Regions from separate parts of the Homo sapiens genome. Here regions 2, 3, 4 and 5 are each linked to region 1. Evidence: read pairs that join two places in POLR2A ChIA-PET (ENCODE). Cell type or tissue: CD4-positive, alpha-beta T cell. All regions are shown on one strand. Region 1 overlaps IL19 (interleukin 19). Region 2 has its middle 31 kb from the start of IL19. Region 3 overlaps FCMR (Fc mu receptor). Region 4 holds the start of FCMR (Fc mu receptor). Region 5 overlaps MAPKAPK2 (MAPK activated protein kinase 2).

Region 1 (4,000 bases):
AAAAAAAACCACAGATGTCTGCCTCCAGACCCCTGTGTCCTTTGAATTACAAGCCTGTAGCCCATGGCCTTCTAGCCAATGATATGAGTGGGACTAGAGATGAGGGATTTCCATGGACTGCTCCTGCTCTGGAATGTTCCTTGGAGATGACAGATCTGCTCTCCACTGTCCTCATGTGCCTGGAGGCGGGGGGTGGAATGGAGGCAACTTCCTGGACCTTTCCCTGGCCAGACTCAAGGCCATTGGCACCTGGTCCTTGTCTCTTTCCAGCTCTGTCTCTGTGCCCTCCCCATTCCTGGTCAGCCTCCAGCACTGTTGGCCCAACTGCCTATCTCAGACCTCTATGGCTCTGGGTCAGTCTTAGACAAACTACTCCCTCTTCTCTCCCTGTCAAGCATCACTTATCCTTCCGGTCAAAGTTCTGTGTCTCTATAAAGGCTTCTCCATCCCACCTGAGTCAGACCCAAGAGCTCCCTCTTCTGTGCTGTCCCAGCACTTTTGAGTCACTTCTATTATTACCCCCACTTCCTTGGAGGACAGTTATCTGTTCTTATGTTCATATTGTTCTTATGTTCTTAAGTAGACTGAATTTCTTGGGGACTAGACCTTAATCATCTCTATATCCCTGGTCATGAGCAACAGTGCCTGACACATCACAGACTCACAATACATACTCTGTTTGTCAATGAAGGGTGATTACCTGGGTATCTTGACTGTTGGGATTGAGGTAGGATGAAGGCAGCTTTGGGAAGAACTCCAGTGAGCAGAAAAAGGGAAGGGACATTTGGGTGGAAGAAACAGTTTGAACGAAGGCACCTCCATAGAAAGGCATGGACAAACATGGGAGCTTGCAGGAAAGGAGGGGAAGGGGAGGCTGCAGCACAGGGGGCTCCCAGCATGGTCCTGGGCTCCTTGTGTGCATCAGTGAATGCACCAGGCCTTTGCAGAAACTTGATGTATTGGCACTGATCCATAGAGAAGGGAACAGAGGCCCAGGAAGGAAGGTCACACAGCTTATGAGTTGGTGATGGAGATGGGATTAGACCATTCCATTAGACTTTAAAACACATGGCTTATTGGGGCCCTAGAGAACACCTAGTAATTCAGGTTGCCTGGTGCCTACAGTAAGTCAGTAGGTTGTGAGAGGAAAGGTGTACATGACAGAATTATATTATTCATAATATCTGGGTGGTTTTTTTTTCTGCCTTCCATGTACCAAAACCTGGGCTAAGCATTTTTATATATTACCTCATCAAAACGAACAGCACCTTTATCAAGCGATTACCCCTATTTTACAGATAAGGAAACTAAATGTCAGAGAGTTCAATAATTTTCCCAAGATCACGAAGCCAATAAGTGATGGAGTCATGACTTAAATTCAGGTCTTTTGGTGACACAACCCAGACTAATTGGGAAAGAGCTTCATGGGTAAATCGTGAGTCATACTTAATTTCAATTCCTGGTGACATAATGAGGGTACAAATTTTCAATTTTTTTTTTCTTTTTTTTTTGCCATGGGCAAGTTCCAAGCCTGGGCTTCTCTTCCAACACTGTCCCTCCCTTCCCTGTATAGTTCTGCTCACTTGTCCTGTCTTCTTGCTCTGTCCTCTATGCCCACATGTATAGAACTGGATCCCCAATCAAGGCTAACTGCTAGCCTTAAAGAAAGACCAATCTTCTGGCAGATAAGAAGGACTGTTAAGGAAGACGAGGGGACAGGAAAGCAAGGGGAATGTCAAAGAAATAAGGGGCCTGGCCAATATCTCAAGAACAGAAGCAGCTGTGGCCCTGGAAGGGCGAGGGGGACGTCATTTCCTTTTCCAGATCCCTTTTTTCCTTTGAGGTTCAGTCCCAAATGGGTAAAGTTCAAATACTAGTCTTACTCAGAATTCCCTAGTCCTGCTTGCTCAAAAGGTGGATTTTCTGGCCTCACTCCAATCTTCAAAACATCTTTTTGTGGGGCTTGAGAGTCTGCCTTTTAAAATAGCACCCCAGAGAGTCTACACATTGAGGGCCTTGGCTTCTGTAATGCAGTTACATCCATGGGCTTTCGCTGTTGCTGCTGAGAGAACTTGGGGTGCCAGGAAGTCGGGGTTGGATGCCTTCCAGTTCCCTGCCCTAATCAGAGGCATTGACCTGGAGGCCCTGTGTAGGAGTCCCCATCTTTCGGAATTAGTGATGTGGTTAGAGTAGCAACGTGACTCTCTGTGGACGGAAGAAGGTAGGTCGGATGTGAGAGTCTCCCTCCATGAACATGTGTGCGTCATCTGAGTCAAAGCTTGTATCTTTACTCTCAAAAACAAGTCATTTTTGTTCCTGTCAGCATCTTGGCCAGCCCACAACAAAGAGTACAAGCTGGATGCTTGTACTGTGCTGCGATAAAGAGGCCCAGACACAGGCCTCAGGTGATCCTACAGAGCATGGCTGGAGAGAACAGGAAAGGATTATTCCCCTGGGGGCTGATGGGGCTGCCTTCAGCAACACAAAAACATGCTTACAGAAAACTGCTGGAGGACATAGGAGTGATCTGCTTGCAATGAGGTTTTTCAACCACCAGGAATGGGGTGACCTAGTCCAGAGCCCTCTAATAAAGTGACTTTCAAACTGACTGCACTTCAAAATAATCCTAAGCTTTAACAAATAGAGATGCCCAGGCTTCATCCCAGATGTACAAAATTCAACTCTCAGGGACAGGGTCTGGGACTCTGTGCAAAGCCCCCTGGGAATTCTGGAACAACTAATCTGGCATTGCTCTAGGAAATAGCACTTGGAAAGCACTCCAGCAAGGTGGGAGGGAAAATTATTCCAGCTTGAACACTACAATATCAAGTAATCCTTTCTCTCTTCGCCCTGTCTCTTCCCTTCCCTTTCTTGCTCTCTGTAACAGGCAGGAGGCTCAGAAGAGCTTCTTCTCTCACGCTTCTTGCAGGGCAGTACAGGGAAAGATGTAGCTGTGTAAATTCCAGGAGGGCTTCAGGTATATTTAAATATGGGTTGCTTGCCACATTCACCTGCCTATCAAGTTTGCAGATGACAACTGCAGAATGTGGCACCCAGGTCTTGAAAGTCATGAAGCAGAATTGGATAACATCTGTCCGAGTCATGACAAAGAGGGTTCCTGTGCTGGGAGTGGGGGCTAATGAACCTGGAGATCCTTTCCAACACAGACATTCCCTGATGCCAATGATAACCTTTTCAAATTGTTGTTTTCTTGATTTTTATCTGTTTCTGGCACCTCATTTGATTCCCTATATGACAATAACCCCCAGGTTGAGTGCACTGAAATAATTTAGGTAATGAGAAGCTGAAAGTTACTACAGATGGAAGGAATTAGGGTGTATAAAGTGTGCATTGTGTGAGTCATAGGCTGTGTCTTTAAGCAACAAGCTTTTATTGGTGTCAGCATCTTTCCAGGTACAATGCAAACCCAGTGAGAATGAGATTTGGGGTTTAAAAGTGTTTCTGACCAGAGATGCCTGAGGGAATGACCCAGGGATCAAACAGAGATGCAAGAGAGCAAGGCTTCAAGGAAACTCACCTCAGCCTGTTTCCTCAACTGCTTTCCGCACCTTTGTTTGCGGGTGGAAGAATAGAAAATGGGCTTGAATTTTTCAATCTAAAATTCTCTGTTCAAACCTGAAATTCTCTTACCTTATAGGAAGAGCAGCTGTATCTTTCAAGGATAGAATGGGTGCTAACTGCATGGGTGAAATTATCTGAATCCCAGAGAAATGCTCTTTAGAAGAATCCACCAGACTCCTTCCTTTCTAAATCATACCCTTCTTTGAAGTTCCTTTCAATCCTTGGATCCTCTGTGGACACTGTTCTGATCATTCAAGCACTAAATGATCACCTGCTACCTGCTGTCTGCATACCTGGCTCTGCTTCTAGAGTACACACCTGTATCGGCACAATTTATTTAGCTATTAGTCATGTATGTGTTTCTGATAGCTCTCAGTTAGCTGCCTGGGATGGTTATTTACCTTTTTGTGCTAGTTTT
Region 2 (4,000 bases), 63 kb before region 1:
AGTAAAAATGTCACATTTTCAACATTCAGCTCATCTTGAGCACCTCCTCTGTGTCATGCCCAGTGCTTAGGACTTCGGAGACACACAGATGAGTCCAGAAGTGGGTCTAGCCTTTGTGGAGCTCAGCATAGAGAAGTGGCGGGCATCGCTGTAACAGAAGAACTGATGCTCTCCAGAACAGGAGCAGAGGTGGTTGGAGTGCATAAGGTGGAGCTATTCTGTTAGAGACCCAGGAGAGCTTCCTAGCAGCCCTTCAAGCTGGCACCTGACTGACAGTTTTGATGGCAGAAAATGGAATAGCATGATGGAGATTTCCCCATTGCATTTCTGCTCTCACTTCTCTCTGCAAGAGCTAGATCCTTCCTTCTCCAACAGGTTCACCCCTCCTGTCTTGTGGTCTGAACTGCTGTCTGTCTGCTCATCTCGTTAGCTTGACCTTTGACCCCTCATGGGTTCTGCTCATGGAAATCTGATTTACTCCTCTCTGTGGGGTGCCCTTGGTGTTTTCTGTCCATTTTCCCTTTCCAGCCCCTCCAACTTGGATTTGCCTCATAAATGATGTTTGCTCCCTGAAAAACAAAATTTGGGGATGTGGGCTGATGGGGCTTTTGCCACGTTTCACTCAATTCATTAATTTTTTAAAAAGTGTTACAGTGGTACACCTTAAACTTAGATCTTTTGTAGTTAGGCACTTTCTGAATCATCATGGAAAATGATGACATTACATGAAATTGAGAGCCCTCCTGGAAGAGCAGGATGAGCAATTGTTAGGGGCTTCCTTGCCCCTCTTCCCTCTGCCACTAAAAGGCCTTTCTCATCCCTTTGTCCTCATGGTTCTTACTCCACTCAGTTTAAAAGTGGAGCCCTTGGGAGCCTCCCTGGCACTCACACACAAAAATGTCAATATACTTGGCGTCCACCCTTTCCATTTTTAACACACCACCATCTGGAACCCAGAATTACCTTGGAATTTACTTGTCTCCTCTAGAGGGAGTCATAATTGCTTGGAAGGTAAGTTACTGCCCAGAGCCTCTGGCCAGGAAGTCTTTTGGCTGTCAAGCCTGCAGGATTTCAGGTGGGGCTGCCAAGGTGGTGGAACCTGTGTTTGATAAGTCATTTTTAGGGACCAGGGCTGCCATGCAAATGCATTTGTTTGCATAACTTTCTTGCTCTCAGGGACAGTAAAGTTTCCTACTGCCATCCCACACCCCTGCCAGGATTTGCAAGTGAAATACCAGGACTGACTTTCCACTTTCCCCCTTCATGAGTCCTCCCTTCCTAAGTCCTCCCCCACCCCTTGGTTTTGGTTTTGTCTCTGAGGTCCTGTGTGACCAAATACTAGTCTCAACCTCTCTGATCCTAGGGTAGTAGTGTTTCCAGGACCCTGATATGCAAAGTATCTGTACAAGTTATGCAAATGAGCATCCTGTCTGGGTGGCTCTGGTCCTAGCCCCGGGCAGTTACTAGCTCTGACTACTGCTGTCCGAGTGTGTGAAACGTGATCTTGCTCCTTCCTCTGTCCAGGCAGCTGTGGGTCTCTTGTTCCTCAAACAGCTACTGCCTCTTGGGGTAATAAGGCCTCAAGTTTCAGAATGAGCTGAGTTCTCCTAGCCCTTACCTTCTGATCTGGAGACATGTGGTTCTGAATTCACCAGTCAAAGGTTTACTTTTGAAAGAAACCACGATCTCATCTAAGTCTAAGACAGAGACCTTGGTTAGCTGGAGTCTGTGGTGCAGAGAGACCTGGTATTTGTAGTAAGACCTAGAGGGGCCTTTGGTTTTCTGGCACTCAGCTGTCTCCTTTTCTGGTCACAAACCTATTCTAAGGAAATGGTCCTCATAGTGAGACTCTAGCCCTACCCACCCACAGGAGGGTCGAGGGCAGGAGGGGAAGGATGACAGCCAGGCATTCTTTGAGCCAGTGTGCAAGGAAGAGAAAGGGTAGACGAGAAATTCAGTCTGATCGGCTTATTTCAGGCTCTGAAAATGACAGCTGACTCAGGGTAGGTGCTTAGTATCTGTTGGATGGATGAAAGCATCTAAAGGAAAATTAACACAAGTAATTTTAGTAACTCAAACAAGACATTATATGTACATATATAGACATACAGAGTGAGGCGTGAACCTTTCTCTTTATAACGTCTCCACCTCAGTGATGCCAATTCCCTCTCCAGAAAAAACTTCATTGAACAGCTTTATTTTTTTTGAAATTTTTATCCAAAAAGTTTCTGAAAATTTATCTAGATACAAATATACTTATAAGCACAACTGAGAAGTTTCTTTGGCAGTTATAACAAGTACAAATGGAATCATTAGGCATATTGTTCTGCAACCTGCTTTTAAAAAATTGTGATAAAATACACTTAACTGAAAATTTACCATCTTAAACATTTTTAACTGTAAACTTCACTAGTATGTTCACATTGTTGTGCAACTGACAGACTTTTTCATACCCATGAAACAACATACAGCTTGCTTTTTTCACTTAGCATATCTTGTGAATTTCCATGATCAAACTCATAGAACTATCATTCTTTTTCTAAATAGTTGCAGAGTATTTTATAGTATGATGTACCACAATTTATCTGCTGTGGATGGATATTTCTCACCTCCTTTCTTTTTTATTTGTCTTTTAACCTCATTTGCACTGAAGGACTACCCTCCCCCCCTTTTTCTACTATTTATATAGATCTCACAAATATCTTGTACAGTATCTTCGAGTGTGTGTGTAAGGATTTCTGTAGTATAGATCCCTAGTAGTGGAATGGCAAGATCTAAGGGTATACACATTTTAGTTTTTGATAGGGACTGCCAAAAAGACAGTATCGATTTATGAATGAATGCACTTTGCATATTGCTTTCCAAGTGAGAGCTTTACGAAAGGGTTTGCTGTCAGCAGCAAATCTGGGGGTAGAGTCAGTCAGCCGAGAGTAAAAGGGCATTTATAGCACTTCCCAAAACTGATAGATGTAGACCCTTGGCCACATTGTGGGCGAGTGGAAAAGTCAGCTGTAGAGGGGTTTAGGGGATTCCTTCAACATCTCCCCATATCAGTGGCCCTGCTCACTCAATTATGGTTATTTGCATACATTTTGGGCATGTAGGCAGAATGGCTCAAAGACAAAAATCTGAGGTTCAGCCTTGTTTGGCCTCCTGGTGTTTGATCTTGACCGGGCTACCTGCTTCTCTGACTGGCATGCAAATGCCTGTGGGGGATGACAAGTGTGCACATAACATAAGTGACATAAGGCTGACTCTGGTGGGTGCTGTAAGAGAGGCCCAGAGTGCTGTGGGAAGTTACAGAGGAGGCACGCCTCTGGTTAGGAATAGCAGGGAGGAGGAGGCGGCTTTGACTCCGGGTTGTAGGTGTTGTGGGGCACACAGGACACATGCAGGACCCACTATACAGGAGCTCACTAGACAGGAGCTCAGCCACATTGCCTCCCAATGTGACACTGATTGTGTGCCCAGCCCTCTGCTGGGTACCGAATCTGAGGCATCAGTCTTGGGGATGGCTTGGGATGTGGTGGTCAGTAGCTCAGTTGCATATGGCACAAAGATAAATCTTTGGAGTTACTCTAAGCTGGGTCCCAACTATGAGCAGATGACTTGTCCTCTCTGAGCCTCAGCTTGTCAACCGGTAAAATGGGAATTATTATTGAGGCACCCATGAACATGTGCCCCAGAGACCTCCTATTATGGGGAGCTTATTTGTCCAAGGGCCCCAGCTATGGCACTCTGAAATTCATTGTCTCATTTGTGTGGAGGCCACACTTCCTTTCTCGTGCTCCCAGTCAATGACAGTACAACAGGGATGTGAAGACGCACCCGTTCCTGGGAGAACCAGGACTCGAAGGATGGCCAGCTTTGCCCCTGGCAACTTCATAGACACTTGTGCCTGGGGCCCTTGTGCACATCCTCCTCTCCCTCTTTCCTTAGTGGGGTCACACACCGGTGGTTCCCCAGCCTCGCTTCACACTCCCTATTTTCTCTCATAAAG
Region 3 (4,000 bases), 110 kb after region 1:
TGGGGATTAAATTTCTCAGCCTGCCTTGAAGGGAGGTTCACTACATGGTTAAGTTTCAGCCTCTAGGATGCAAGTGGAAATGGTGGGAAACGTCAGGGTCATGGGCTTAAGAAGCAGCATTCTCTTCCTCCCTCCTGTAAGCTGGGACGTGCACACGGTCCTGGTGCCTGTGTACTGACCATGGAGCTGGCAAGACTCCAGAGGATGGCGCAGCAACCAGACAGAGGGAATTTCAGTCCCGAGATGACCTCTTGGCTCACTGGCTCAGGCCACCTCTTCCTGTCCCTGTCTGAGCCTTTATTTGGGGAGGGGGAAGTAGGCTTCCACCGTGTGGGCCCTGTCTTTTGGAGTCTGCTGCATTAGCTTAGTCTACATGCGAATTAAACAAGGGATTTTCTTTTCCCAGGCGGCTGCCGAAGATGGCGGGGGTGCAGGTCCTGGTGCTTGATGGTGGAGGCCATCTCCTGGGCCCCCTGGCGGCCATCGTGGCTAACTAGGTACTGCTGGGCTGGAAGGTGGTTGTCGTACGCTGGGAGGGCATCAACATTTCTGGCAATTTCTACAGAAACAAGTTGAAGTACCTGGCTTTCCCCCGCAAGCGGATGAACACCAACCCTTCCCGAGGTCCCTACCACTTCCCGGCCCCCAGCCGCATCTTGTGGCACAAGTACGAGGCTTGCTGCCCCAAGAGACCAAGTGAGGCCAGGCCGCCCTGGACCACCTCAAGGTGTTTGACGGCATCCTACTGCCCTACGACAAGAAAAAGCGGATGGTGGTTCCTGCTGCCCTCAAGGTCGTGCGTCTGAAGCTTACAAGAAAGTTTGCCTATCTGGAGCGCCTGGCTCACGATGGTGGCTGGAAGTACCAGGCAGTGATAACCACCCTGGAGGAGAAGTGGAAGGAGAAGGCCAAGTTCCACTACAGGAAGAAGAAACAGCTCATGAGGCTACGGAAACGGGCCGAGAAGAACGTGGAGAAGAAAACTGACAAATACACAGAGGTCCTCAAGACCCACGGGCTCCTGGTCTGAGCCCAATAAAGACTGTTAATTCCTCATGCTTGGCCTGGCCTGCCCTTCCTCCATCGTCGCCCTGGAATGTGCGGGACCCAGGGGCAGCAGCAGTCCGGGTGCCACAGGCAGCCTGGGACATAGGAAGCTGGGAGCAAGGAAAGGGTCTTAGTCACTGCTTTCTGAGGTTACTTGAAAGCACTCAGGGAATTGTGCAGGTGTAATTTATCTATGACCAATAGGAAGAGCAACCAGTTACTATTAGCAAAAAGGAGTCGGAAGACTAATTGGAGGGGCCCTACCTTGTGAGTGGGGCGTCTGTTTAACTTTCCACCTGGTAATATAGCTCTGCAGCTGTTAGAATGTGCAAGCGCTTGGGGACAACATGAGCTTGCTGTTGTACAAAGGGTATTTATAGAACCATAGACTGGGAAGATGTGCGACCAAGGGGTTACAGGAATTGCCTGTGCTCCTCACCTGTATTTTGTAATCAGGATCAAATAAATTATTTTTAAAGAAAAAAAAAACAGGGATTTTTACCACACCCTTTTAAAAAAAGCTTTATTCTGGGCTCTGCGTGTTTTGGACACTGTAGGCTGCTTTAGAGAATAAAAAGCTTTCTCATCTCAATTCTTAAAGATGAACGGATAAAGGCTTTCTACCCAACCATCAGTGGCCCTGAGTGGAAACGCGAGTTCCCTCCATCCACTCTAGATTTAAAGATGAATCCTCCTCACTCAAGGTGTTGAACCCTGTCTACATCTCTCCCAAGTCATCCTCTAGCCAAGCTTAACCGCCTCCAGAGAAAGGTAAATTACCTCCTCTCATCTTCGAGAGTTTACTAGAAAGTTCTCGCGCACAGGAAGGTGAACTGTCTAGGTAGCTTCCACCTCCCTAGGACCCCCTAGAAATCTAATCTCCTCCACGAGAAAGCCTTTCACATAACTGTGGAGCTGCCACCTATCATTCTCTGCTAAGCCAGCTGCATCCAGCACGCAGGTATCCCGTGACAACTGCTTGGCTAGAAGCCACGGAACCAGGTCTTCTACAGTTCCCGGTATTCAACCTCCTGACACCAAACAAGGAGGAAACTAAAACAACTTGTTCCTCGGCTCAGGGCCCAGGAGCTGCTGGGAAACCCGCTCTCCGGATCGCGGCGGCGGCGGCGCGGGAAGCCACACTCGGGTCCCCGCCCAGGGCTGGGGCCGCCCAGTCGGGCCGCGGCTGCCAATCAGGGCAGGAGCGGAGCTTACCTGCAGCGGGGCGGGGGGCAACGGCGCTCCGGGGCCGGGAACGGGGGCCTCCCCTGTGCCTAGGGAACAGCGAGGGCGAGGTGAGGCGGCGGCCGAGGCTCCCGCCCCACCGTCATGCTACTACTCCCAGCTCCACCCCCGCCCCACTCCCAGCTCCACCCTGTGGGAAGCCCTGGCACCTGGGAGCGCGCCCCGCTGCGCCCGGCTTTCCCGGAGCCAGCGCACTCTTTCCGCTACTCCCCGTGGCCCGCCCGGCGGCTCACCTGCAGCGTCCGCTCCACGAGCGCGCCGCGGGCAGGCGCTGTAGATGTTGTTTTGGGAGCGCGGTCGCGGCGACCCGCGGGGCCTCTGGGAGCTCTCCAGGGCGCGCATCCTCACGGCCAGTCGGCGGGCCCGCCTGGAGAGGGCTTCCCCACAAAGCCACGGGAAGAGGGAGGAAAATGGCATCAGAGGCCCGTGCCACCCTCCCCAAACGAAAGGCTGCCTCCTCCCTCGGGCTTGGCAGTGTCTGACCTGGAGATGCTCCAAGCGTGGGGAATGTACGAGGCACGGCCTTGCCCTGCCCTGAAGACCAAAGGGCCCAGGCCGCTCTCCTCCTCAGACCAGTGGCCCCCACTTCCCTAACTTCCCTACACCCCAGGCTGCTCATCAAAAGCTCCGAGTTTCCCATGGAAGTTCAAAAGGGGGTTCTGAACGCTGTGGGCTCTTTGGGCAGCTCAGCTCTCCCTACCGAAGCCCAGCCGCTCACCTTTCCTCCTTTCAACGGCCCTTTTCACCACCAGCCCCAGAAGTGCCAGCAGGAAAAGGCCCAGGATGGTCGGGATCAGGATGTGAAATCCTTGGCCTTCCCTCCCAGACTGTGAGCCATAGTCCAGTGCTCTGGGGAGGGAAGGAAAGGGAGAGAGGGAGGAAGAGATTATTAAAGGAGGTAGGTTGAGGGCTTGCTCCTGTGTAGCCAACGTTTTTGGAGATGACTTACAGGTTTGTCCTTTTGTTAACAGAATTCACTCCACTCCCCCCTCAAAAAGACTTGCCTATGGAGTCACGAAACTTGAATTCAAATTCATATTCCGCCTTTTACTGGTTGTGTGATCTCGAACGAGTCTCCTAACCTCTCTGAGCCTTATCTCTCCATAAATAGGTATAGTAAAATCTATTTCACAGAACTGTTATGAGGATGAAATAAGAGTGGATATAAAGAATTTAATGCACCTTCCGGTGTTCAGCACCTTAGTTTCTTCACGAGATTATTGCAGATATTGACTGGGCTAGTTCCTTATAATGGTGGGGGAAAGGATGTTTTTCTCATAGTGCTCCTTCTGCCTAGAAGTTTTCCCCTCAATTTTCTCTGCATATTGAAATCTTACTTTTCTTAAAGGACATTGTGTAAGTCCTCTTTTCTTCCTAATTATGGTAAGCCAGATTTGTGTGTGTGTGTGTGCGCTTTGGGTTTCCAATTCTGTGGTCATGCCTGTTTCAGACTTTATCAAGTCAGACTTATGTTAGTAAGATCTGGATATTGCATATTGTCATCTTCTTATATCTTCAGGACATAGCACAATGCTTGCCACATAGTAGAGAATAAGAAAATGCTGGTTGACCTTGATGTTTTCCCTACTAATAGGTAGGAAGCAAGAGTCCTGGTTCTGTTTGAAACCACTTGGTTCTCATGGCCCCAGTTTCTCCTACCTATAGAACCCAAATGATTTTGGAGGTCCTCTTTCTCACTATCACCTTT
Region 4 (4,000 bases), 120 kb after region 1:
CATTTCCTCTGTTACCTTCCTAGTATCAATTGCTGCTGCTTCTTATCCCAGTAGACATGGATCTAGAAACTGCAATGATTTGGCCATTGACTGGATCAAGGTCTGAATGAGGATACATGGGAAGAGGTGGTAATTAGCCATTCTGGCATTTTGTGGCTGATGATCAGCGATACTTCAGACAGGTGAAATAGCTGGTTTGGATGGTGATCAATGAAGAATTGAGGTAAGGTTAGGCAGTTTACATTTCAAATCTTGGTGGAATATTGAAGCAGAGGTTGCCCAGGAGACAGTTGTAAGTTGAGATATGGAATTCAGGAAATAGATTAGAGCTACTGAATGGATTACGGAATTTTCATTTAGGGTTGAAAGTTGGAAATTCGGGACTGAAAAAGATCTATAGAAAGAGTGTAGAGGTAAGAAGAAAGAAGTACGGAGACACTTGCTTTAAGATCCCATATTAATAGGCTAATATGTTTAGGAGAGATGACACCTTCAGCTCTTAAGAGTTAACACCTGGCTGGGCACAGTGGCTCACACCTGTAATCCCAGCGCTTTGTGAAGCTGAGCCAGGAGGATCACTTAAGGCCACAAGTTCAAGACCATCCTGGGCAACACAGCAAGACTCCATCTCTACAAAAAAATTAAAAATTAGCTGGGCATGGTGGCATGCACTTGTAGTCCTAGCTACTAGAGAGTCTGGGGTGGTAGGATCACTCGAACCCAGGAGTACAAGACTGCAGTGAGCCATGATCACACCACTGCACTCCAGCCTGGGTGATAGAGTTAACACCTGACTGAAACAGGAGAGTGTCTGGAGTGGAGAAAGGAGCATTACCATGGAGTGAGGAAGGCATCCAACACCTCACATGGCCTCCATTCTTGTCCTGCCCTAGGTGTTGGTTCACAACTGAATCCATCCAGAAACATCAGAGCTAGAGCTACCAGGCAATTATTCTACTTGTGGCCAATTCAAGCCTCATTCAGAGGTCTGAAGTGTTTCCCCACGGTACTTACCTGGCAGGAAGTAAAGTGGCCAAAGCCAGAAGTCCATTGTCCCTTCTAGAGTGCAAGGTCCATCCAAGAGCCCCTAGAGAGGGGGATGGAGACACGCTGCTTACTCAGGAACCCTTCACAATCTGGAACTGGAAAGAGATTTCTAGCCCCCACGAGGAACAAAGCTTGACGATGAGGAAATGACAACCTCCCTTGTTTGCTAACTATTCTCAGGCTAAAAAGAGAGTGCTGACAAACCACAGCGGAAGTCAGGAGCTGAGAAAACATGTTGTGTGGAGTAAGAAAGGGTCACCCTGTTCAAAAGGCATCTAAGAAGTTCCTCCAGACTATTAGCAGTGACCAGGCCTGATATTCCTTTGTCTTGGTGCTTTTTCTTAGCAGGGCCTCCCGTGCTTTATGTATACTCATTGGCTTCCGTGCTGGGGTCATTTGCTTTCATTCTGCCTTCAGGATAAAAGAGCCTTATCACCAATTTTCCCTGCCTGAGAAAGGCTGTATGGGCAGACGCTTGGGCCTGAAGTCAGAAGATGCTGACTGTAGTCCTTACCAGTCACCAGTTAACTCACCTTTACAATAGTTTTTGAGCACCTTCTATGTGGGGGTACTAACTAAGGACTTTGAGCAATCCATTACTTTTCTCTGAGCCTGAATTTCTTCATCTAGGAAATAAACGAAGCTGGGACTAGATGATCCCTGCCATTCCCTCCTGCAGAACACAGTTCCTGAGGACTTCACATAGCTCCCCAGCACCTCAGCCAACCTTCACCCTTAATCTCCCCAAAGTGTCCCCACAAGGTGCTGCCCTGTGGCAAGGGCTCAGGCCTCTGTCCAGTGACCACCAAGGCAATGCCAGAACTGGGGTGTGACAGGTCATGCAGCCACTTTGCCTGAAGTCACAGCACCCTGGTAGAGCTCTCCTTCAGGACCCCAAGGGCCCAAGGGTAAGGCCCATGACTGATGGAGAGAGATGCTGAGGCCACAGGGCATCTTGGGAAGAGTTTTGGATGCAAGTCAGAAGACCTCAGGTCTTGTACTGGCTTGGCACTTTCTAGCTTTGGGCAAATTTCCCTGGGCCTCGGTTTTTTCCTTGATAAAGTAGGGATTGCCCCTACCCTGCCCACCTCACATGGCTTTTCTGAGGCCCAGCAGAACTCACAGGCATGGAAGTGCTTTAAGAAGCCTTCACTGTGAGCTGCGCAGGGGTATTACTTATGAGGGCATTCTCAGGGCTCTGTTCCTGGAAGTTTCATCCCTGGAGGTCAGTTCTCAGGGCCCCAACCCCAGGTGAAAGGACCTCTTGTGCCCCTGGAGGATCCGGGCTATACTCACACTGTTTCTGGGGGGATGTGCCTGACAGACCCGGGCTCCACAGTGGTTGTGTCAGCCACTCCCTGCTCGCCCCCACACAGCAGATTTGTCACATGTTCTCTAAAACAACAACATCCGTGGTGGAAGTTGAATGTGAGGCTCAGAGCAGGTGCAGAGGAAGTGTGTGGGGGGGTGGGCAGCCTGCCCTGCCCCATCCCTATCTGAATCTCCCCTGGCCCGGAGCAGCTGTGGTTGTGATGTCCTCCAGCCCTGAAATGGGCCAAGATGGCAGAGGGCAGCCTCGGGCCTCTCCTTAGTGCCAGAGCTCCCAGCTGGGATTAGCCCCACCCTTCCCTACTTAGCGGGCTCTTCCCAATGCCCCAGAGCTGTCACACAGCTGGGCTCCACCATGCACTGGGCTTGAGGCCTGGGGCTGTCTTGGAGAGACAGAGAAGGGGAATATGAGTGAATGAACGTGATGTGTGTGGGGGCAAGAGTGTGTGAGTATGAATATATGTATGAATGAATGTGTGAGTGTATGATGTGTGTTGTATGACTCTGATGTTTGAGCGTGTGAAGTATGTGTGGTGTGTGTCTGAGGTGTGTGTAAGGGTGCAATGTATGTTGTGTGATACGTGTGTGGTGTGTGTGTGGTGTGTGGCTACAGTGTGAGTGTGTGTAGTGAGTGTGAACATGTAGTGTGTGGCTATGAGAGTGTGAGTGTGTTATGTGTAATGTGTCTGTGTGAATGTATGATGTGTGGCTATGAGTGTGTATGTGCTGTGTGGTATGTGTGTGAATGTAGGATGCGTGGCTGTGTGATGTATGTGTGTGTGTGAATGTGTGGTGTGCGGCTATGTGTGTGTGCTATGTGTTGTGTGTGGTATGTAGTTATGAGTGTGTGTCACTGCGTGGTGTGTGGCTATGAGTGTGTGTGTGCACACTCTATGCTGTGTCTAGTGTGTGAGTGGTTGAGTGTGTGAGTGTGTGGTGTGTGGTTATGAGTGTGTGTGTTCTCTGTCTAGTGTGTGTGGTGTGTGGTTATGTGTGTGTGATTGTGTGTGTGGTGTGTGTCCATGAGTGTGTGTGTGCTCTGTAGAGTGTGTGAGTGTGTGGCGTGTGGCTATGAGTGTGTGTGTGCACTGTGGAGTGTGTGTGTGGTGTGTGGCTATGAGTGTGTGTGTGCTCTGTGGAGTGTGTGTGTGGTGTGTGGCTATGAGTGTGTGTGCTCTGTCTAGTGTGTGTGGTGTGTGGTTATGTGTGTGTGATTGTGTGTGTGATGTGTGTCCATGAGTGTGTGTGTGCTCTGTGGAGTGTGTGAATGTGTGGTGTGTGGCTATGAGTGTGTGTGAATGTGTGGTGTGTGGCTATGTGTGTGTGCTATGTGTTGTGTGTGGTATGTAGTTATGAGTGTGTGTCACTGCGTGGTGTGTGGCTATGAGTGTGTGTGTGCGCACTCTATGCTCTGTCTAGTGTGTGTGTGGTTGAGTGTGTGTGTGGTGTGTGGTTGTGTGTGTGTGGTGTGCGTCCATGAGTGTGTGTGTGCTCTGTAGAGTGTGTGAGTGTGTGGTGTGTGGTTATGAGTGTGTGGTGTGTGGTTGAGTGTGTGTGTGTGGTGTGTGGTTGTGTGTGTGCTCTGTGGAGTGTGAGTGTGTGTGCATGTCTGTGAAGATCAGGG
Region 5 (4,000 bases), 68 kb before region 1:
AAGCTCGGGCCCTGGAGGCTGCGGCTCTGGCCCACTGAGCCACCGCGCCCTCCTGCCCACGGGAGGACAAGCAATAACTCTCTACAGGAATATATTTTTTAAACGAAGAGACAGAACTGTCCACATCTGCCTCCTCTCCTCCTCAGCTGCATGGAGCCTGGAACTGCATCAGTGACTGAATTCTGCCTTGGTTCTGGCCACCCCAGAGTGGGAGAGGCTGGGAGGTTGGGAGGCTGTGGAGAGAAGTGAGCAAGGTGCTCTTGAACCTGTGCTCATTTTGCAATTTTATCAGTAATTTGACTTAGAGTTTTTACGAAACCTCTTTTGTTGTCCTTGCCCCACTCCTCTCCACCAGACGCCTTCCTCTCTGGATACTGCAAAGGCTTGTGGTTTGTTAGAGGGTATTTGTGGAAACTGTCATAGGGATTGTCCCTGTGTTGTCCCATCTGCCCTCCCTGTTTCTCCACAACAGCCTGGGGTTGTCCCCGCTGGCTCACGCGTTCTGGGAGCTCAAGGCCACCTTGGAGGAGGATGCCACGCACTTCCTCTCTCGGAGCCCTCAGACATCTCCAGTGTGCCAGACAAATAGGAGTGAGTGTATGTGTGTGTGTGTGTGTGTGTGTGTGCACACGTGTGTATGAGTGCGCAGATCTGTGCCTGGGATCGTGCATTTGAGGGGCCAGGGGCAGGCAGGGCTGCAGAGGGAGACGGCCCTGCTGGGGCTTAGGAACCTTCTCCCTTCTTGGGTCTGCCCTGCCCATACTGAGCCTGCCAAAGTGCCTGGGAAGCCCACCCAGATTCTGAAACAGGCCCTCTGTGGCCTGTCTCTATTAGCTGGGTTCCGGGAGGCAGAGAGGAGTGACCGGGCACTGGCACTGCGATCAGGAAGACTGGACCCCCAGCCCCCAGGGCCCCCCTCCCCCCACTTAGTGCTGGTCCTAGGTCCTCTGAGGCACTCATCTACTGAATGACCTCTCTACTTCCCCTTCTTGCCATTATTAACCCATTTTTGTTTATTTTCCTTAAATTTTTAGCCATTTCTCCATGGGCCACCGCCCAGCTCATGTAGGTGAGCCTGGGCAGCTTCTGTTGGCAGAGCTTTTGCATTTCCTGTGTTTGTCCTGGGTTCTGGGGCATCAGCCAGCTACCCCTTGTGGGCAAAGGCAGGGCCACTTTTGAAGTCTTCCCTCAGATTTCCATTGTGTGGCCTGGTGGGTCAGGGGGAGTCTTTGCACCAAAGATGTCCTGACTTTGCCCCCTTGCCCATCAGCCATTTGCCATCACCCCAAACAACTCAGCTTCGGGGCCGGTGAGGGGAGGGGCCTCCCCCAGCACAGATGAGGAGCAGCTGGGGTAGGCTGTCTGTGCCATGGCCCCCCACTCCCCCTTCCCTTGGAGGGAGAGGTGGCAGGAATACTTCACCTTTCCTCTCCCTCAGGGGCAGGTGGTGGAGGGGCGCCCAGGGTCGTCTTTGTGTATGGGGGAAGGCGCTGGGTGCCTGCAGCGCCTCCCTTGTCTCAGATGGTGTGTCCAGCACTCGATTGTTGTAAACTGTTGTTTTGTATGAGCGAAATTGTCTTTACTAAACAGATTTAATAGTTGAGAGTTTTTCTTTCTCTTTCTTCCTGGGGCTCAGGCCTTACCCCCCACCGCCTCTATGTGCAGAGGGGTTTTGTTGGGTGGTGAGGGTGTGGGTTGGGGGTCCTGGGAGAGGAGCGGAGGGCCTCCTGGGCGAGCAGGAGCCAGCACCTCATTGGTGAGGACCTGGGCAGGATGTGTGTAGGGCATCCTTAAAGCAGGACAGGGAGGCTGCAAGGGCTCAAGCCCATCTTCTTTTGCCAAATGCAGAATCAGGAGCCAAGCTCTTTTTGGCATATGATTCTTTGACCTACATAGCCACCACCAGGTGCTGGCACCTTTAGCCTGCGAAAGCCAGCTGGTATAGGGTCCAGGGAAGAGGGGGTGCTGGTGAATTTGGTTGAAATCCTGGTAAAGATACCAGGGGAGCAGGTTAGTGTAGTACCGGCACTCTCCAGGAGGCGGTGATAGGGGTCAGGCAGAAACCAAAGGCTCTACCTCGGAGCTAGAAGAGACTTCATGGTTCCTGTGGCCCATTCTCAGTGCACAGATGAGAAGACTGAAGCCCAGAGCTGGGGCCACATGATGACTTGACCCGCAGCAGAGCCTAAAGTAGAAACTGGGCTACCTGCCCCATTGCAGTCCCTCCGGGTCAGATGGGAAAATAGCACATCCTTCACTGTGTCACCCGCATTTTCTTATGTGACCCTCAGAGCTGCCAGCAAGAGACAGTACAGGGCGGCTGCTGATTGCTGTTTTATGTGTGAGGAAAGTGACTGAGAAGGTGGGATGATGTGCCACAGTTGCATGGTGGGATTGGAACTCAGATCCCTCTCCCCGCTGGAGGAGAGACCTGCTTGTCCCCTTTGCTGCCAGAAGGACCATGTCTCCACCCTCAGCTCCTGGGAACAGCAGGCCCTGGACCTCCCCTTCATGACAGTGGGTTGCTGAGGTTGGTTCTCGCCTTGAGACACTACTCATCACTCTAAAATCACAGCTCAAAACAAACCAGCATGGGGGTTTGCTTTCAGAGAAATCCACTTATTTTGTCTGCACTTATGAAGGTGTTAGAAGCAATAACCCAAGAAGGAGGAATAAGGGGTGCTAGGAGGGAGTCAGGGAGAGAAGGAGAGGAAGTTGTCAGAGTTCTGCTATCTTTAGAAGCTGTTATTAGTTTCCTGTTAACAAAGCTTCTGCCATATTAATTTTATGGCTTAAAACAACACAAATTTATGATATTCCTGTTCTGTAGGTCAGGAGTGTGATAGGGTCTCACTAGGCTGGCTGGAGTCCAGGTCTCAGCAGGGCTGCATTCCTCTTTGGAGGGTGTTTCCTTGCCTTTATCAATTCTAGGGGCTTCCTGCATTCCTTGGGTCATGACCCCCTTTCTCCATCTTCAACCGCAACCTTGCATTTTTCTGATCCTTCTGTGGTCACTTCTCTGACCCAGCTGGTGTGATAAGATTGAGCCCACTCAGATAATCCAGGATAATCTCCTCATTGCAGGGCCCTTAACCGTAATCCCATCTGCAAAGTCCCCTTTGCCATGTAAGGGAACATAGCCACAGTCTGGGGACCAAGACATGGGCATCACTGGGGGCCAGGATTCTGCCACAGAGGCCCGTTGCACAGCCTTCTTGGCCTCATGCCCAACGTTGGCCCTTGTGTTTTGCTTCCTTCCCTGACTCAGCCCATTTCAGGAGGATGCTTTTGTGGTCAGCAAGGATTCAGGCTGGGGTTGGCTTTCAGGGAAAATGGCTGGGGCGAAGGGCCAGGAGGGGTCTGGCATGGTTAGTGGGGTCTTGCCACAGCTTTTCACCCCCATGCCCATGTCCCTGACCTTCCATGCTGGCATGGCCCTGCGAGTCCCTGTCTCTAGGGAGAGCTTAACACCTCTGCTAAATGCCTGGGTGGGATGGCAATGGAAACTTTTGTCCCTAAAGGCAGATGCTGGCTTGCATGGGTTCAGGAGCAGGTGTGCTTCTTGAACACCCTTAAGTAGTGTGAGATGTAAAGAGGAGCATAGAGACACTCCTGGGCCCCTACCAAGTACCGATGCTGGGCTCTTCCCCTCCATCTCTTCATTATCAGAACCCTCTGAGGTAGTCAGTCTCGTTTCCAGCTTACCTGTAAGAAACTCCAACTCAGAGGAGTAAAGGGACTCGCCCAGCATCACACAGCTAGTCAGGGATTCTGACCTGGATCTCCTGTTTCCAAGTTTAGAGCTTCTTTAAGAAAGCCCATGGACATCGTCTTGGTAAGGGAGTGCAGAGGGGGCGGGGAGGAGAGGAGATATGAGGCTGGATTCCACTCCACTGAGGAAGGTCTAGTTTTCTTTGCTATAGAATGAGGGTGATAGTCCTAGGCCTGTGGCTGTTTTAAGGATTCAGTGAGATGGTGGATTTATTTATTTATCTGAGAC

What was found. ChIA-PET counts read pairs that join two places held together with the same protein. Peaks named below come from ENCODE experiments on the same cell type or tissue, not always from the same donor. Only the 100,000 strongest peaks of a DNase experiment are listed, where the experiment ranks them.
Region 2: POLR2A ChIA-PET joins it to region 1 with 12 read pairs; 14 of 35 experiments call an interaction of 5 or more read pairs at or near these places.
Region 3: POLR2A ChIA-PET joins it to region 1 with 11 read pairs; 11 of 35 experiments call an interaction of 5 or more read pairs at or near these places.
Region 4: POLR2A ChIA-PET joins it to region 1 with 29 read pairs; 12 of 35 experiments call an interaction of 5 or more read pairs at or near these places.
Region 5: POLR2A ChIA-PET joins it to region 1 with 42 read pairs; 13 of 35 experiments call an interaction of 5 or more read pairs at or near these places.

What each region holds. Positions count from the first base shown.
Region 1 is chr1:206,801,177-206,805,176 of GRCh38, forward strand. All of the region lies in intron 2 of IL19 (interleukin 19), which reads left to right. Among named protein-coding and RNA genes, the nearest start is that of IL10, 31 kb to the left of the region's middle. RefSeq lists an enhancer at 2,002-2,051. In CD4-positive, alpha-beta T cell, no CTCF peak of the experiment used is centred here; DNase peaks (open chromatin) are centred at 1,405 and 2,235; H3K27ac peaks cover 2,178 bases.
Region 2 is chr1:206,738,160-206,742,159 of GRCh38, forward strand. No RefSeq gene overlaps it. Among named protein-coding and RNA genes, the nearest start is that of IL19, 31 kb to the right of the region's middle. RefSeq lists silencers at 1,312-1,361, 1,392-1,501 and enhancers at 3,268-3,317, 3,408-3,517. In CD4-positive, alpha-beta T cell, no CTCF peak of the experiment used is centred here; a DNase peak (open chromatin) is centred at 1,612; H3K27ac peaks cover 826 bases.
Region 3 is chr1:206,907,200-206,911,199 of GRCh38, forward strand. FCMR (Fc mu receptor) reads right to left here. Exons shown (of 8, transcript NM_005449.5): 5 at 3,011-3,141; 6 at 2,526-2,669; 7 at 2,263-2,321. It also overlaps the pseudogene RPL13AP8. Among named protein-coding and RNA genes, the nearest start is that of IL24, 12 kb to the left of the region's middle. RefSeq lists silencers at 2,308-2,357, 3,635-4,000. In CD4-positive, alpha-beta T cell, no CTCF peak of the experiment used is centred here; DNase peaks (open chromatin) are centred at 2,212 and 2,522; H3K4me3 peaks cover 1,522 bases; H3K27ac peaks cover 1,591 bases.
Region 4 is chr1:206,920,804-206,924,803 of GRCh38, forward strand. FCMR (Fc mu receptor) reads right to left here and starts at 1,138. Exons shown (of 8, transcript NM_005449.5): 1 at 1,015-1,138. The coding sequence starts at 1,051. RefSeq lists enhancers at 1,039-1,168, 1,709-1,918, 2,579-2,658. In CD4-positive, alpha-beta T cell, no CTCF peak of the experiment used is centred here; DNase peaks (open chromatin) are centred at 1,248, 2,468 and 3,495; H3K4me3 peaks cover 3,182 bases; H3K27ac peaks cover 3,937 bases.
Region 5 is chr1:206,732,681-206,736,680 of GRCh38, forward strand. MAPKAPK2 (MAPK activated protein kinase 2) reads left to right here. Exons shown (of 10, transcript NM_032960.4): 10 at 1-1,601. The coding sequence ends at 38. Among named protein-coding and RNA genes, the nearest start is that of IL19, 36 kb to the right of the region's middle. RefSeq lists an enhancer at 1,947-2,136. In CD4-positive, alpha-beta T cell, CTCF peaks have their summits at 2,031 and 2,231; a DNase peak (open chromatin) is centred at 2,061; H3K27ac peaks cover 1,587 bases.